Linked DNA regions of Homo sapiens: region 2 is linked to region 1. Evidence: chromatin loops called from intact Hi-C (ENCODE). Cell type or tissue: heart left ventricle. All regions are shown on one strand. Each heading gives the region's core, and the rest is flanking DNA. Links, peaks and the distances in the headings are about the cores only. Region 1 has its middle 49 kb from the start of CAND1. Region 2 has its middle 10 kb from the start of GRIP1.

What was found. Hi-C counts contacts between places; a loop is a spot of excess contacts. Peaks named below come from ENCODE experiments on the same cell type or tissue, not always from the same donor. Only the 100,000 strongest peaks of a DNase experiment are listed, where the experiment ranks them.
Region 2: a loop joins it to region 1, with 9 times the contacts of the local background. A loop is called at or near these places in 10 of 110 quality-filtered maps.

Annotation. Positions count from the first base shown.
Region 1 is chr12:67,218,842-67,221,765 of GRCh38, reverse strand. No RefSeq gene overlaps it. Among named protein-coding and RNA genes, the nearest start is that of CAND1, 49 kb to the left of the region's middle. In heart left ventricle, for the core only: a CTCF peak has its summit at 1,492; no DNase peak of the experiment used is centred there.
Region 2 is chr12:66,687,822-66,690,745 of GRCh38, reverse strand. It overlaps a transcript of GRIP1 not described here. Among named protein-coding and RNA genes, the nearest start is that of GRIP1, 10 kb to the right of the region's middle. RefSeq lists a silencer at 1,605-1,654. In heart left ventricle, for the core only: a CTCF peak has its summit at 1,701; no DNase peak of the experiment used is centred there.

The DNA of each region.
Region 1 (2,924 bases), core at 188-2,687:
TGATTTCAATGGAGAAGCTAAGATCCTGGCATACCAGAGCCAAATGGTAGCACTTACCTGCCAAAGACAATGAGGACACATTTATAGTAAAGAGTGTGAGGGATAAAGGCATAATCAGAATGTTTGGCCATCAGCTAGGAAAGTGAAATAGATAGACATTATAGTAAAATGTTACTTGATCCTTATAACAGGATTTAAAAAAAATCTAGGTCTCATGGCCAGAAAGTGGACTTGAGTCACCACAATGGAGAGTCAAAGCCCCTTGTCTAGCTTGAATATCTAAACCAGTTCACAAACTCAAATACCTTTGATTGAAGAGGAAGGTAGGCCCCTTGAGAAAGGACCCTGCAATTCAGCCACAAGAATATACTATAAATCTTCTTCCAAGTTTTAATTAAAGAGACTTTGCTTTCACTTACTATAATGACTGCTAAATAGAAAGGAAATACTCAGACCTTGGCTAATACAGCTTATTGCTCTACTCCTGCCGCCACATGGCAGATTGTGCTGAAAACCAGGCCCTGGATCTGATTTTAAGGGTGGCAGTGCTTCAAAGGAAAATGACTGTGCAAACTTGACAGATTTCCTGTGTAAAGATAGGACCTCGATATAAAACAAAATAGGGCTCTGAGATCTGGAACTAGGGCATTTAGATAGATGAGCCTGAGAATCTTTAATGCCTAAGTTCTTCTAAACCCTCTGGCAAGCAAAAGCAGACCCTTCTACTTGCCAGGGAGAGAGGTCTTCCTGTACTTGGAGACTATGTAATGATCTCAGCTGTAGCAAGTGTCTCATGAAATGGTGCCTTTTACTAACATACTGATTCTACCCTTCATTAATCCAGGCTCACCTGGAGTATGACCCCCATAACTAGGGTCATATTTTAGCCAAAGTTGAATAAGGAAATACCCTGCTCCAAAAAGAAATAGCTTACATGTCAAGGGAATTTAATTATGTGGATCATATGCACAATCATGAACCAGAGGAACATGAGAGGGACCACACCTGGAGAACACTGAACTGGGGAGGACCGTGAAATATAAGGCTAGATAGAAGAGAATTTACTGATGGAGACACTCATCTATGTCTCAGGATTCAGTGTTTTGGCAAAGACACCTGGAACCAGTCTTCATAGTCTGCTGGGATGGCCTTTTGAAATTTGGATACAGCAGTAGCTTATAGTAAATGAAGTGAAGATGCCAGAATTTTTTTGGCATAAGATTGGGAAAGAGTTCAGAAGGCTCAAGGATATGGAAATGTTAGAAAGGATTTACTGTATAATACCTGAGGACCCGCCACCCAACTGGTCCCACAGGATATTCCCTTTCTTAAGGCAACAAACAATGTACCCATGAAGGTGTCATCAACATCTTCAAGAAGTTTCATGTTGGCTGTCTTGTAGAGGCTGGAGCTGATGGTGTGTGATGCTGCCATGGAGTTGTGATTTTGGGAAATCGTGAGTATGAACGGATTCATGAGTATGAAGTGGCAGAAGCCAGGTGGCAGCACTGAATCATCAGAGGCAAGCTGGATCTAATTGCCGTAACGAGTAAGGTCAACATATGTTATAGTTTGCACAGGACTGTTTTTGCCTATTTTCCCAGCATATTATTACTAGTGCCAGCTTTCACTCTCAAAAGTGTCCTGGTTTTCACAATCAATCTTTGGTTATCCTAGTTATAAACAGAGAAAAAATGGAGTGGCAATTAAGGTGCCTTGATCCATAGGGATTTAGGGTGATGGCCATTAGATCATAGTGTTTCTACAGTCAAAACAAGAGAACAATGGAGTAAGGTGTTACCTGATTTGTATAACAGTGACAACAACAATACTTTTTAAAAATGAAAGCTGGTGAGTACTGGGCTGATGTCAGCCATTATAATAGAAAATTGCAATATCTCGTTTGCTTTTCAGATCTAAGCCAGTTTATAGTCTTGAGAGCCAACTGATTGAAACACAGGCTGTGTACCCTTGAGGAAGTACCCTGTAATGTCATCATAGGTATCTATTTGTCCATTCATTTCCCAAAGGAATCTGTCATTTTTTTTTCCAGGATAACTGCCAACTGGAGAAAGGAAAATATACAGGCTTTTGGAGGGCCAGGGAAAAAGTAAAATTTATGTAAGTAGTTGATAAATGGAGTCCTGGCCCAAGCCCATCTTAAAGTGGATCCAGTGGTTCCACAGATTCATCTTGTGGTTATTTTCCTGATCCTGAATATATAGCTGAAATAAAAATTCTTGACACAAACAGAACTTTAACATTTGCCCTTATAAAGTCAAGTCCAAAATGTTAGGAGTAGCAAGTGTAAGTCCCTGAAACTGCTACCCATTCTTGGCCAAGATAATAAATGAAAAGCAATACCAATGGAGAGGAATTGTGGAGATTAGTACCAGTGTAAAAGATTTAAAATATGTAGGGATGGTGGTCTCCATCACATCAAGGTTTAATTCTTGCTCCTGCAAAAACCATATGGATAATGAGGGGTAATATTGGAATACCATAAATATGAACAGGTAGTAGCCCCAATTGCAGCTGCCATGCCAAATGTGGTATCTTTATTGGAACAGATCAACATAGTCACTCGTATTCAATATCCAACTATTAATTGGGTAAATGTGTTTTTGCTCAATCTCAATCAGTAGAAAGAATCAAAAGGAGTTTGCTTTTATACAGTAACAAAGTTATTGTCTTGACCCAGAGCTGTGTTACATTTCTTGCTCTCTGTCATAATGTGCCTGCATAGTACTGATTTTCTTGTTATTTCGTGGAACATCACTGGCCTACTATATTGATAACATCATGTTATTTGGATCTTTTGAGCAAGAAGTGGTAAGTACCCTAGATGACTCCCTAGTACTAAATGGTAGGAGATAAGCCCCATGAAGATTCAGAGGACTGCCATGTTGTTTTCTGGAGTCACG
Region 2 (2,924 bases), core at 310-2,809, 530 kb after region 1:
AAATTAAAAAAAATTTTTTGAAAAAATTTTTTTTTAATTTTTATTAGAGACAAGGTCTCGCTATGTTGCTTAGGCTGGTCATAAACTCCTGAGCTCAGCTGGTTCTCCTGACTTGACGTCCCAGATTCTTGGGGTTATAGACATGAGCCATCGTGCTTGGTCTAAAAAATTAAAAATAGTACTAAACAATCCAGTAATCCCACTTGCGGGTATATATCCAAAAGAAATGAAATCGGCATCTTGAAAAGACACCTGTACCCTCCGTGTTAATTGCACAGTAGCCAATATGTGGAAACAACCTAAGTGTCCATCAAGAAATGAGTAAATAAAGAAAATATGGTGTATGTGGTGTGTGTGTGTGTGTGTGTGTGTGTAATATTATTGAGCAATGAAAAGAAGGAAATCCTGCCATTTACTACAATATAGATGAGCCTGGAGGATATTATGTTAAGTGAAATAAGCCAGACACAGAAAGACCAATATTATATGATCTCACTTATATGTGGAATCTAAAAAAGTCAAATTTGGCTGGATGTGGTGGTTCACGCCTGTAATCCTAGCACTTCAGGAGACCAAGGCAGGAGGATTGCTTGAGCCCAGGAGTTCAAGACCAGCCTGGGCAATGTAGGGACAGCCCTTCTCTACAGAAAATAGAAGAAATTAGCCATGTGTGATGGCATTTGCCTGTGGTCCCAGCTACTCAGGAGGCTGAGGCAGGAGAATTGTCTGAGCCCTGGAGGCTGAAGCTACAGCAAGCCATGATCACATCCCTGCACTCTAGCCTGGGCAAGAAAGCGAGGCCCTGTCTCAAAAATAAATAAATAAATAAATAAAAATAAATAATTTTAAAATTACAATACATTAAAATGTCCAATTCATAAAAGAGTAAAATGGTGGCTGCCAGAGGTCTGGGAGTGGGGGAAATGGGGAGATGTTGATCAAAGGGTACGAACTTTCAATTACAAAAAGAATAAGTTCTGGAGATCTAATGTACAGCATGGTGACTATAGTTAATAATACTGTATTGTTTACTTGAAATTTGGTAAGAGAGTAGATCTTAAGTACCCTCATGACCCCCGTCACACCCACATCAATGCTGAGTGGTGATGAATATGTTAATTGATTGTGGTCATTTAACAGTGTATATATATATTAAATCATCATGTTGTATACCTTGAATATATACAATTTTTATTTTATGCCAAATACACCTCAGTAAAGCTAGGTAAAAATGTTTCTCCTGCATATGCCTTTTGAAATGTATATATAGACTTAAGCCATGGCTAGCACACAGAGAAGTAAGTGAGTGCTAGCCATGTTGATGATGATCATGATGACAATGACAATGATTGACTTGATTGGTTCCCAGAATTCTGACCAGAACCCAGGTTCCCCTGACCTTCCGCCTGCTTTTCCTGGACTTCGGCTCCCCCTTGGCTTTCCCATGTGCCCCTCGTTTCTTGACAACTCGGCCTCTGTTACTGTCACCAGATACTGTGCTAAATTTTTGGATTACTGTCAACACAAGCTTTGTTATACTCATCTAAGAACTTAGAGGGATCCCATGATCCTTCCTGTCTTTTGATGGGAAACTGGACCGAGGTTGTCTTCAAGTATCTGGCCTCAATTTGGTCGTCTGGTCAGTTCCCAGCCAGCCTGCCTGAGCCCTGCACTCCCATTTCTGATCCTTTGCTGCCCTCTAGTAGCTGCTTGCCTGACTGTGCAGCTGTGCAGACCTGAAAGGGAAGGTGTACTTGCTAGACTGCAGGGGGCTTGTGCACCTGGATGTTAAGAAGGTGCCTGATGAGAGGAAGAGACCCAGTGAAGAATGTCCTTCAACCCTGACTTCTTTTATCTTTTCCATGGTTTTTCACGGCGCCCATTTTTATAGAGCCCTTTTCCCCTTTAGACATTATTAGAGGGTTGTTTCCTCCTTTGAAGGAAAATAAAATGCCTTTCCTTTTTTTTTTTTTTCAGAGTCAGTGATTGGTGATTGAAAGTGTTTGCAAAACATCCCCAAGGAGCACTTTAATGTCATTTTTATGGAAATAAAGTGGAAAATAATAGGCACTGTTTTTTTAAGTGAAAGAAAAGGACCCTTCTGGGTTTTGGTAATGAACTTAGGAAGACAAGATATTATGAGCAGAAACCTTTGAGATTTGGTAAAATGTGAATTTCCTAAGAGAGAAGCACAAGAGTGAGACCTTTTTCTTTGTTGTTTTCTGAGTCTATGCTTCTTATATAACTATATTACAAATGGAATGGACTCTGGAGCCTCCTAATTTTTCAGTGTACACACAAATACACATATATTTGAATATTATTTTCATAGCCAGTCGTACTCTTTGTAAAGCACTTGAAAATTGACAAAGTGCTTTCTTATTTATTATCTAATTTGATCATCACAGCAGCCCAGTGAAATTGGTAAATTCAGTACTGTAACAGAATGGTAGAACTGTAAGGAATTTTAGAGACACAACTGCCTTATTTTGCAGATCAAGAATCTAAAGCTTAAAAAAGAGTATTAGACAAGACTCTTTGATCCCAAGTGACAGAAATCCAACTCCAACTAAATTAGCAAAATGGAGACCATACTGACCGAAGTAACTAAGTCCGGTGTATTAGGGATTTAGAAATGGATGAATCCGGATGTTCCAATGGCATCTCCAGGAATATGTCACTCTCCATCCCTCGACTCTATTTTCCTCTGTCTTGGTATGATTCAAAGTCAGCTTTTCCCATGTGGTGATAAGATAGCAACTCCAAGTACATAGCCTGCCATTCCCAGTGGAATGCAGACTATCTTCTTTGCAGCAGTTCTAACAAAAGTTCTGGGATTACATCTCATTAGCATGGCTTGTGTGACTGCCTATTTCTGGACCAGTCCCCGTGACTAAGGGATTGTATGTTCCACTTAGTCAGCC